Regions from separate parts of the Homo sapiens genome. Here regions 2 and 3 are each linked to region 1. The links are chromatin contacts, found by Hi-C or POLR2A ChIA-PET in ENCODE. All regions are on one chromosome and are shown on one strand. Each heading gives the region's core, a stretch centred on a gene start or an enhancer-like site at or near the end of the contact. The rest is flanking DNA. Distances are from core to core; before and after follow the strand shown.

The links. Hi-C counts contacts between places; a loop is a spot of excess contacts on that map. ChIA-PET counts read pairs that join two places held with the same protein, here RNA polymerase II (POLR2A). Pooled maps may share reads with other maps.
Region 2: a loop to region 1 is called in a pooled map, with 6 times the contacts of the local background. The contact joins the promoter of NOM1 here to the enhancer-like site in region 1. A Hi-C loop is called at or near these places in 7 of 50 pooled maps. POLR2A ChIA-PET finds 5 or more read pairs at or near these places in 3 of 52 experiments (activated CD4-positive, alpha-beta T cell, activated CD8-positive, alpha-beta T cell and activated naive CD4-positive, alpha-beta T cell).
Region 3: a pooled map shows a loop between it and region 1 (2.4-fold over the local background). The contact joins two enhancer-like sites. A Hi-C loop is called at or near these places in 1 of 50 pooled maps. POLR2A ChIA-PET finds 5 or more read pairs at or near these places in 3 of 52 experiments (A549, CD8-positive, alpha-beta memory T cell and Panc1).

Annotation. Positions count from the first base shown.
Region 1 is chr7:157,300,520-157,304,313 of GRCh38, forward strand. No RefSeq gene overlaps it. Among named protein-coding and RNA genes, the nearest start is that of DNAJB6, 35 kb to the right of the region's middle. RefSeq lists a silencer at 936-1,230 and enhancers at 1,812-1,941, 2,152-2,421. Within about 2 kb of position 2,057, at least 17 of the 41 ENCODE cell types and tissues checked have a DNase peak (open chromatin) inside an H3K27ac peak, as active enhancers do.
Region 2 is chr7:156,948,025-156,951,818 of GRCh38, forward strand. It overlaps NOM1 (nucleolar protein with MIF4G domain 1), which reads left to right and starts at 1,688. Exons shown (of 11, transcript NM_138400.2): 1 at 1,688-2,700. The coding sequence starts at 1,714. RefSeq lists an enhancer at 840-1,368 and silencers at 1,429-1,778, 2,059-2,108.
Region 3 is chr7:156,968,052-156,971,845 of GRCh38, forward strand. NOM1 (nucleolar protein with MIF4G domain 1) reads left to right here. Exons shown (of 11, transcript NM_138400.2): 10 at 1,036-1,145; 11 at 1,478-3,794. The coding sequence ends at 1,652. Among named protein-coding and RNA genes, the nearest start is that of NOM1, 20 kb to the left of the region's middle. RefSeq lists a silencer at 279-470. Within about 2 kb of position 2,065, at least 2 of the 41 ENCODE cell types and tissues checked have a DNase peak (open chromatin) inside an H3K27ac peak, as active enhancers do.

The DNA of each region.
Region 1 (3,794 bases), core at 807-3,306:
AGCCTGCTCTCCGGAGCTGCACCAGAGCCTGTGTGGAAAGGAGAAGACGCAGCTCTCCCTGGGAGAGGCCTCAGCACAGCGATGCGAACCTCTCACACGCATGCAGAATTCTCCCACGTGTGTCAGGGAGCCCAGGTCCACCTCCCAGGAAGGCCGGCTCCCCAGCGTCCAGCACGTGGCCTGCTCTGCAGGGGAGCGGGAGGCCGGGGTCCCCCACACAGCTTCTCTCCGTCCACCTGCGCGGAGGCTCCTGCACAGGAACCCTGGTGAGAAAACACCCGCGGTGGGAGGAGAGCGCACGCCGGTGTTGCACACGCTCCCGTGTCACTTTCCCTGGTGGTCTAAAGACATGGTATTCACTCACCAACATCCCACTGCATTGTTCGGAAATAAAAATGCCATTAGTCCTGCCTCTGTCAGGCTGAAAGCAGTCACGGCCCTGGAACCAAGAATGGCTTTTACATCTATGGAGGGTTGCAAAAGACAAACAAGGGAAGGAGGATCACTTGAGGCCATGAGTTTGAGACCAGCCCAGACAACAAAGCAAGATCTCATCTCTACAAGAAAAAAAAAAGGCCGGGAACAGTGGCTCACGCCTGTAATCCCAGCACTTTGGGGCTGGCAAATTGCTTGAACCCAGGAGTTTGGGACCAGCCTGGGCAACATGGTGAAACCCATCTCTACTAAAAAATACAAAAAAGTAGCTGCTCAGGAGGCTACGGTGGGAGGATCACCTGAGCCCTGGAAGTCAAGGCTGCAGTGAGCCGTGTTCACGCCACTACACTCCAGCCTGGGTGACAGGAGTGAAACTGTCAAAAAACAAACAAACAAACAAAAAACTAGCCTGGCATTGTGGTGAATGCCTGTATTCCCAGCTACTTGGGGCAGGAAGATCGCTGGAGCCCATGTTCGAGGCTGCAGTGTGTGGAGAGCTATTATTACACCACTGCACTCCAGCCTGGGTAACAGTGATCCTGTCTCAAAATACATACATATATCTAGCAAGTAATTCAGATCATGTTGATTTAAAGACAACACAGCTGAATATACGATGGCAAGAACAAAATGTATGACTCCAATATATAATATGAAACCTTAGAGCATTTATTCCCCTTGGCTAAGAGGGTCTGAATTCCTTTCGCAGGGCTGCCAGAACAACATCCCACAGACTGGGCAGCTTAAACAAGAGATTGAGCGTCTCGCACTCTGCAGTCTGGAAGGCCAAGGTCAAGGTGTAGGCAGGGCTGGTTCCTCAGTGGCTCTGCAGGACGACTGTGTCCCAGGCTACTTCCCTTTGCTGATCGATGGCCCTTGGCCCTCTGTGTCCTCACAGGGTGGCCCTTCTGTGCACGTCTGCATCCTGATCTCTTCTGGTAAGGACCCCAATCGGATTGGAAGAGGGCCCACCCTAATGGCCTCCTTTTGGCTTAATGATCTCTCGGGAGACCCTGTCTCCAGGTACAGTCACATTCTGGGTACTGGGAGTTGGGCTTGAACACAGGGCTTGGAGAGCACTGTTTTGCCCATAACAGGGCCTCTGGGGAAAAGTTCAAAAATCTGTCAAAAGAAGGAGAAGACAGGAGAATCGCATCGCTTGAACCCGGGAGGCGGAGGTTGCAGTCAGCCAAGATTGCGCCACTTCACTCCAGCCTGGGCGACAGAGGAAGACTCTGTCTCAAAAAAAAAAAAAAAAAAAAAAAAAAAGAACGGTAGATCCTTCTGTTCTGCCTGGAAGGTTGTCCACGAGGCCTTAGTGAGTGAAAGAGCCGTTCTGGGGGCGTCTAAACTGTATGTTCCCATGTGTATGTTCAGGCTACTGACCTGTAGCTCGAGTGGAATTGCAGGGGCCTGTCTGCATCATAGACAGGGCACACTTTGAATTTTCCTGACAACGTGCGTTTTATCTATTATAGGCACACATTTTAAAAACTGGAAATGGAAACCAGAGCAAACACACGAAAACAAAAACCCCCAAACAGATGAGTAAGGGAAACCACTCAGTATGTGTAAACCGTGCCACCAACGTTCCAGTTCACAGCAGCCAGATCACAGGAAGCTGCCTGGCACAGGCGCCCACTTCCTGGTGTCGGGTGGCCCAGAAACCGCCTTGTCATCAGCGTTGCTTGGTGAGCACAGCCCCAGGCACAGCCCCAGGGCTCGACTGTCTTTCTGAGCCCAACTCCCTCCTGGTGGGAACATTCAGTATGTCTTCCTCGGAGGAGGCCATGTCAACCCTGACCCAGCCACTCCCTCTATCTTCTTCTTCTTCTTCTTCTTCTTTTGAGACTGAATGTCGCTCTGTCGTCCAGGCTGGAGTGTCGTGGTGTGATCTCGGCTCGCTGTAACCTCTGCCTTCTGGGTTCAAGTGATTCTCCTGTCTCAGCCTCTCAAGTAGCTGGGACTACAGGCACGAGCCACCATGCCCAACTAATTTTTGTATTTTTAGCAGAGGTGGAGTTTCACTATGTTGGTCAGGATGGTCTCGATCTCTTGACCTCATGATCTGCCTGCCTCGGCCTCCCAAAGTGCTGGGATTACAGGCATGAGCCACCACGCCCGGCCCTGTATTTTTTATTTTTTATTTTTTATTTAGTAGAGATGGGTTTTTCTCATGTCGCCCAGGCTGATCTTGAGCTCAGGCAATCCACCTGCCTTGGTCTCCCTAAATGCTGGGATTATAGGCACGAGCCGCTGCGCCCGGCCGATCTGCCCTTCTTTTTTTGTTTGTTTGTTTGTTTGTTTGTTTTGAGACGGAGTCTCCCTCTGTCTCCCAGGCTGGAGTGCAGTGGCGCAATCTCAGCTCACTGCAAGCTCCGCCTCCTGGATTCAGGCCATTCTCCTGCCTCAGCCTCCCGAGTAGCTGGGACTACAGGCACCTGCCACCACGCCCAGCTAATTTTTTCGTATTTTTAGTAGAGACGGGGTTTCACCGTGTTAGCCAGGATGGTCTCGATCTCCTGACCTCGTGATCCGCCCGCCTCAGCTTCCCAAAGTGCTGGGATTACAGGCATGAGCCACCGCGCCCGGCCTCTGCCCTTCTTTTCAGTTGCTGCATAGTCTCCATTGCATGGTCCTACTGTGTCCATCTCATCAGTTCCTTAGGAATTAGTGCTTAGGGTAGCTGCAGTCTCTGCCACTCTCACCATGGCTGCAGAGCGTGTCCCGGCATATATTTAATGTGTTTCACTTTGTCTACTCCTGCAAATGGATCTGCAGACGTTCCTGTCAGTGGAATTGTTAGGTCAAAGACGATGCATGTCTTCCTCTGAGTATTGATTGTCACGTCTCTCACACTGACATATGCTACTGATTGCAAATCTATGTGGATGCTGCTGTATCAAATAACATTCAAATTAGTCGCAAAGGAAAAGAGAGATGGATTCCTTTCATATGAATTGTCCAACATAGGCAGGTGCACGGGGACAAAGTGGAAGAAGGGGAGAGCCTGTGATGGATCTGAGGTGGTTGTTGTTTTTGTTTTGTTTTACTGCTCCTTGTGGGGTAGGTCCTCCTCGTAGACAGTGTGCCCAGCATAGCCCAAGGTTTCTTTCTTTCTTTTTTTTTTTTCTTTTTGAGACAGAGTCTCACTCTGTCGCCCAGGCTGGAGTGTAGTGGTGGGATCTCGGTTCACTGCAACCTCCGCCTCCCGGGTTCAAGCGATTCTTCTGCCTCAGCCTCCTGAGTAGCTGGGACTACAGGCATGTGCCACCGTACCTGGCTCATTTTTGCATTTTTGGTAGAGACGGTGTTTCACCATATTGGCCAGGCTGGTCTTGAACTCCTGACCTTGTAAT
Region 2 (3,794 bases), core at 438-2,937, 350 kb before region 1:
TTGTGGACAGGCACAGCACAGAAATTGACCTTTTCATTTATATCTTTTTGTACCTTTTGAATTTTGGACCCTGTACATAGAGTATATTGCTTATTAAAAATTAAATTACTTATTTTTTTAAAGTACCTTAAATATTTGAGAGAGGAAAATATTTGCACATAGGAGATACAGAGGATTATTCAAAATTTTTTATTTGTAAAGAATTCCTTGCCGGGTGTGGTGGCTCACACCTGTAATCCCAATACTTTAGGATTTGAGCTTAGGAGTTTGAGACCTGCCTGGACAACACAGGGAGACCCTGTCTCTACTTTAAATTTATATTAAATAAATTTTATATTTAAAAAAATTCGTAAAACCTATAAGGAAAATGGACAAAGGCCATAAACAGAGGAGGAAATACAAATGGCCAGTGAACAAAGACACCCACTCTCATCAGGAACTAAATGACAAGATGCCATTTTGAGCTGACAAGTTGACAAAAATTAAATCATTTTAAAGTCAAGGACGGGCCGGGCGCGGTGGCTTGCCTGTAATCCCAGCACTTTGGTCCGCCATTGCACTCCGGCCTGGGCAACAGAGTGAGACTCGGTCTCAAGAAAAAAAAAAGAAAAAAAATTAAATTAAATTAAATTAAGTCAAGGGTGGGAACTCTGTGGAAATGAAGCTTCTGAAGCTGTCCGGGAAGAGAAGCGGCCCCTGGTCAGGCCGAGAACCCCACAGCAGCAGCCCCGTCTTCCCCCAGCTCACTGCTAGGCGAGGCTGCTCCTGCGCCTCCGGGCTTCCCAAAAATCCAGACGCAAACTGCGCGGCCTCTGCGTTCGCTTCCCGGTTCAAGTTACCCAGTAAAGAGGAACCTCAAACGCTCTGCCCTCGGGGCCCAGCGTCCAAACCCAGCCTGGGCAGGGCCGGCTCCTCAGGGGTCCTCGGCCGCCTGGGGGCCACAGGCGTCTCCCTGGTCCGTATCCAGAGCCTGCTTCTCAGGAGAACGCTGGCTCTGGGGCCAGTCCTAACCCACGAGGGCTCCTCTCGACCACATCTGCAAAGGCCCTATTTCCAAATAAGGTCGCATTCCTGGGTCCTGGGCGGACACGAACCTGGGGCCCGCGCATCCCAGCGTCGTCGCCGCCGCCAACCTCCGGCACCGCGCCGACCCGCGCGGAGTCTCCCCTCCATCATACGCGAGGATTTCCCTTTGGAGTCTCGCTCTGTCGCCCAGGCTGGAGTGCAATGGCGCCATTTCGGCTCACTGCAACCTCCGCCTCCGTGGTTCAAGCGATTCTCCTGCCTCAGCCTCCGAGTAGCTGGGATTACAGGCGCGTGCCCCCACGCTCAGCTAATTTTTGTAGGGGGGTGGGTGGGTTTCACCAGGTTGGCCAGGCTGGTCTCGAACTCCTGACTTCAGGTGATCCACCCGTCTCGGCCTCCCAAAGTGCTGGGATTACAGGCGTGAGCCACCGCGCCCGGCCGGATTTCCCTTTTAAATGTGAAGGCACCTCCATGCTCATCGCGAGCCTGACGTCCACGCGGCGCCCACCCGCGGGCGCGCCTGCCCCGGGCGCCACCTGCCCGGCTGCCCCCGCACCCGGCTCCGCGCAGCTCTGCACGCTGTCGCCCTCCGGCCAGCAGGGGGCGCCGCCCGCCCGCCCCGCGCAGCCGCCTCTTCCCCGGAAGTCCCGCCTCGGCCGGAAGTCGTGCGTCCACGCGTTTCGAAAGATGGCGGCGTCCAGGAGCGCGGGAGAGGCCGGCCCGGGCGGCTCCCAGGGACGCGTGGTCCGCATGAAGCGCAGAGGCGGGCGCGGGCCGCGCCGCGGTCCTGCTGGCGGTGGGGAGAAGGCCCTGAAGAGGCTGAAGCTAGCGGTGGAGGAGTTCGTGCACGCGACTTCGGAAGGCGAGGCTCCCGGGGGTTGCGAGGGGCGCGGCGCCCCGGTGAGCTTTCGCCCGGGAGGGAGAAAAAGCCGTAAGGAACTGAGGAAGGAGAAGCGGCACCTGCGGAAAGCACGCCGGCTGCAGAGGACGGCGGGCCCCGAACAGGGTCCCGGCCTGGGAGGCCGAAGCGGAGCCGAAGAAGCCAGCGGTCACCGGCAGGACACGGAGGAGCGCGCCCGCCCAGCCCCTAGTCGGGACCCCTCGCCTCCCAGGAAGCCGCGGCCGTCCCGGGTCAAGGCCAAGGCCACGGCCGCCACCGCAAAGACCAGACCCTCCGCAGCCGCCACCGCCGCTGCCCGGAAACGGGCGCTTTTAGCGGCGAACGAGGAGGAGGACCGAGAGATCCGAAAGCTGGAGCGTTGCCTCGGTTTGAACAAGCGCAAAAAGAAGGACGGCAGCAGCTCCGTGCCGCTGAGCTTTGCACGCGACGGTCTTGACTATATTCTGGGAGCCCTGGAGTCTGGGAAAAATAGCGGCTTGTACGACAGCAGTGGTGAGGAGGAGGAAGATGCCGGACAGACACTCCCCGAAAGTGACTTAGAGAGTGACTCCCAGGACGAAAGTGAGGAGGAGGAGGAGGGAGACGTAGAAAAGGAAAAGAAGGCGCAGGAAGCAGAAGCGCAGAGCGAGGACGACGACGAGGATACAGAAGAGGAACAGGGGGAAGAAAAGGAAAAGGGAGCGCAGGAGAAAAGGAGGGGGAAGAGAGTCCGTTTTGCAGAAGATGAAGAAAAGAGTGAAAATTCCTCGGAGGACGGTGACATAACGGATAAGGTATCGTGTGAACACTCTCTAGGCCCTCTGGGATTTCCTTCAAAATAACGGGACAGGGAATGGGGCGTGAGGCAGAAATGACACAGACTTGGTGTCTTGATAATGGTTTCAGCTGAATGTGAGTAAATCGAGTACGTTACTCTATTCGGTCTTCTTTCATGTTTTTAAATTTTCATAATGTAAAGTTTAGGAGAAAAGCAATATAGAGACATTTTTATCCCGGGGACTTAAGGGCCATTTCCACAGTGCAGCATCTTCATTCTGTGTTTACCAGCCCAGGTCTCTAAACCTGTTAACCCTACCTCATCTGTTAAGGCCTCTTTCGAGTATCCGAGGACATCTGCCGTGCCCGACTTTTAGAGTGAATTTTCTAAAACTCGAAGCTAATTTACAGCACTCCCTTAGATAAAGTCCAACATTGAATTAAAGATAAAGGCTGAGGCGGGGCAGATCATTTGAGGTCAGGTGTTTGAGACCAGCCTGGCTAACGTGGTGAAACCCCGTCATTACTAAAAATACAAAAAACAGCCGGGCGTGGTGGCAGGCGCCTGTAATCCCAGCTACTTGGGAAGCTGAGGCTTGAACCAGGGAGGCAGAGGTTGCACTGAGCCGAGATCGCGCTACTGCACTCTAGCCTGGGCGAGAGAGCCAGACTCTGTTTCAAAGAAAAAAAAAAGTTCAGAATCTAGGACGTAGCAATCAAGGCATTCATGGGCTGTCATCTTGCATATTTTATCTCAGCGTTCCTTTGCATGTAGCTCATGGTTGGAGGCAGCTGTGTGGAATTGCCTGCATTTCCTTCTCCCCACATCGCACTAGTTCTATGTATGTAAATATTCAGCTTCTATGTATACAAATATTCTTTATTGAACCAGGTTTAAACTACCTAGCAGTGAGGATCGTGCCTTGCAAATGTTTGTGTCCTTAATGATTTGCAAACACCACCACCCCCCTTGATAATTTAGGAAATAGCAGTGAGTTGGTTTTGATTTTTTTTTTTTGAGACTGAGTCTTGCACTGTCGTCTAGGCTGGAGTAGAGTGGTGCAGTCTCCGCCCACTGCAAGCTCCGCCTCCCAGGTTCATGCCATTCTCC
Region 3 (3,794 bases), core at 815-3,314, 330 kb before region 1:
TCAGCATGCCGGCTCCAGTTCACCCTGCGTCCCTTGCTGTGTGGTGTCCAAGTTTGGCCACTGTACTGAAAATGAGGGCACCGAGCCTTACGCCAAATCCTGACAACTGGAATAACTTAGCTCATGGAGGAGGCGTTGCTCCCCCTCCGCTCCCCTGCCTTGCCTTTCGCTCGCCCAGGCATTGCGCTCATCCTGGAACAGCACAGATGCTACCACCGATGAGCGGGAGAGGCGTGGCAGGAGCACACCCTCAGGCGTAGAGCTTTAGAGATGCCCCCCGCCCTGCCCCTCCGGGCTGCTCTCATTCCGAGTTTCTCTGTGTTTCGACCATGCTTTTGTGGTCTCGCCGCGTCCTCGGGTCCGCAAGCGCCTGTGATGGTGTTTGGCTGCGCACCTCCCTGTGGGTAGCATTCCCGTCACCATGCGTTTAGTCCCCTCCTCTAGCTCGCTGACATTCAGCTAAGATTGCAGTGGGTCCACGTTGGCGCCCGTGAGTCTGTTCTGGGTAGCATCCTACTGTATACGTATGCCTCAGTTTATATACTTACTTATCCTACTGATCCGTGTTTATTTCTGATTTTTTGATAGTTTTCTAGGGCAGAGATATATATGGATTAGTCTTCTAGAAGTAAATTTTATATATATATATATATATATATATATATATATATATATATATATAGTTTTAATTAGGGGATGGGTACTTTTGGGAATGGAGGTAATTTATGGTTCAGTTCTAGATACTGAATTTCTGATTCATAAGGTGTATGACCCGGGAATTCCACTTACACTGCTGAGTTGTTCTCAACGGTGGCTGTGGCCGGCCACACCTCTGCCAGCAGTGTGTAGGAATTCCCAAGGCCCACATCCTTGCCAACAGGTGTTCATTTCTTAGCTCTGGAAATAGCTTCTTAAATCGGGTAGAGTGGGGGAAGGGGGGAGATTAATTTTTACTCTAATTAACTATATTACAAATCATTGAAAAAGTTGGCTAAATCAGTGTAACTTTATTTTTCTCCATGTCCTGACCATTAGGTAGTTGAATTCAGTGAATTGGACAAACCCAGAGTCCGTTTTTTACGAAAAGTATTAAGTATCCTATTAATGGAAACAGAAGTTGAAGACCTCAGTTTAATTTTCACAAGGTATGTGCCCCACCCTTTCCGACGAGACATGGAAGAGAAATGAAGAGATTGTTTTCACTTGTGTTGATTTACAAACACAAGGTTGTACTATACGTGTAGCTTAATCTTTTCGGTTTTATTTTTAAGCTGGTATGCATTAGATCTGGGGAATAGAAACTTGTCTGCTAGCAAACTAACAATGATTGTTAATAATAAAATATGTTAAGAAGTTCTTAATTGAGAATTTTATTTTTAAAAGAAACTGGTTATGTCTCACTATGCGAGATACCCAGGATTGAGATCTAGGAGAGGCCAGCTCAGCCCTGACATGTGTTTATACGATTCCTTTCCAGAGTATCTGACAACCCAAAGCTGGGGGTGTTACGTGAGGGTTTGAAGCTTTTCATCAGCCACTTCTTGCTAAAGAACGCACAGGCCCACAGAAGCGCCGACGAAGCCAACGTGCTGAGAGAGAAAGCTGACCTTGCAACGAAGTGTCTGCAAGGAAAAGCTTCCCTGAGAATGTAGTCAGGGAAGGAAGGAGGGCAGGTGGCCCTTTGACTGTAAAATGTCCTTGGTAAACCCAAAGGCTTATTCTGTTGCCTGCGTGTGAATGTTTGGTAGAGCTATATCATTGTCTGTTAATGTATTATATTTTGAGATTTTTTTTGATCTAAGGTTTTATTGTTTGTATTTCAAGCCATTTTCAAATAACTATCTTGGGGGTGAGAGGAGAAGGAGGGAGGGAAAAGGGGTCAGGCACACTGGACAGGGTTCTCTAAGCAGTGAGGCTGGTGTGTATGATTGTCTTAAAATTTTTTAATAGATATGGCCGAGCGTGATGGCTCACCCCTGTAATCCCAGCACTTTGTGAGGCCAAGGTGGGCGGATCACTTGAGGCCAGGAATTTGAAACCAGCCTGGGCAAAACCCTGTCTCTACTAAAAATATAAAAATTAGCCAGGCATGATGGCACATGCTGGTAATAGCAGCTACTGAGGTGGCTGAGGCACAAGAATTGCTTGGACCCTGGAGGTAGAGGCTGCAGTGAGCCAAGATTGTACCACTGTACTCCAGCCTGGGCTGGACAGTGAGACTTTTGACAGTGAGACTGTCAAAAAAAAAAAAAAAATTAATAGATAAAACAGGCCACTAGAGGGTGCAGTTATAAAGAAATTGATGAGGTTTTTACCTTTTTAAAATATTGGTTAGAAGTTCAAAAACCATCCCTTAAAGGTGATTGTTTTTTTGAGACAGAGTCTTGCTCTGTCACCCAGAGTGGAGTGCAGTGTCCTGTAATCTCAGCTCACTGCAACCTCTACCTCCCGGGTTCAAGCGATTCTCCTGCCTCAGCCTCTTTAGCTGGGACTACAGGCGCACGCCACCACGCCCGGCTAATTTTTGTATTTTAGTAGAGATGGGTTTCACCATGTTGGCAAGGCTGGTCTTGAACTCCTGACCTCAGGTGATACACCCATCTCGGCCTCCCAAAGTGCTGGGATTACAGGCTTGAGCCACCACGCCCAGCTTAAATGTGATTCTTGATACTGTTTTAAGTATTTAGGTTGCAATTAACTTTGGCAAAGTCAGTCGACATAAGCCCTGTGGATATGGCCTTATGTACACTGTAATGCAGACAGGTGCTTTTCATCATTCATGTAACATTCTCACACAGTTGAGGATATTCATCTCCTCACCAATTCCAGATTGTAAATGTACCATCTTAAACAACTCTGAGGTCACCAAACAGTAGTTATTTGACTGTTAATAGGTGCTACTTGCTTGCAAGGATTTGGAGATGTAAACATGAAGAAAATATAGTTACTGCCTGCAAAGAATTAACATCCGTCTAGTGGGAGAAACAAACACACCCCACTCACTAAGTATGGAAAACTGATTCTGGGAGGAAGCAGAAATGTCCCTAGATAACAGCATGTATTGCAGATACCCAAATGTTTATTGTTTTCTCAGCCCTTCAATTTTGCTTTTCTCTCTCAAATGCTACAGACTCAATTTAAATCTTACCTTTGATTGTTGAAAAAAGTCACTAAGATGTGAATACAGAATAGACATTGAGAGGTTATATATGTCCAAAACTCATCTGTCCAGCAGTCACCGTCCTCTTCAGAGTGGTCACGTTGGGCAGATGGGCACAGGTGCTGGTGATGCCTCTCCTGGGCAAAACGCCCCATTTGTGGCACTTTCAGATACTATTTATTTACTTTTTAAGAGAGAGACAGGCTCACTCTGTCACCCAGGCCAGAGTGCAGTGGCACGATCATAGTTACCGCAGCATCAAATTCCTGGACTGAAGCGGTCCTTTTGCCTCAGCCTCGCGGATAGCTAGGACCACAAGCAGTAGAGACAAGATCTCCGTATGTTATACAGGCTGGCCTCAAGTGATCCTCTTACCTTGGCCTCCCAAACACCGGGATTATAGGCGTGAGCCCCCGTGCCTGGCCTCAAATTTTATTTTAGCTCGACCCTATGGCAGTTTGTGTTTGGAAATCGTGATGTGAAGTCATCAGTATCTGTGCATATCCCTAAACTAATGGTTTAAGCTTTGAAGCATGCGCAAGCAACATGAACAACTGAATACAGAAAGTAACTGAAAGCAGCACAGAGACTGTGTCGTCCCTACAGACTTCTAACCCTGCATTCAGCAACATCA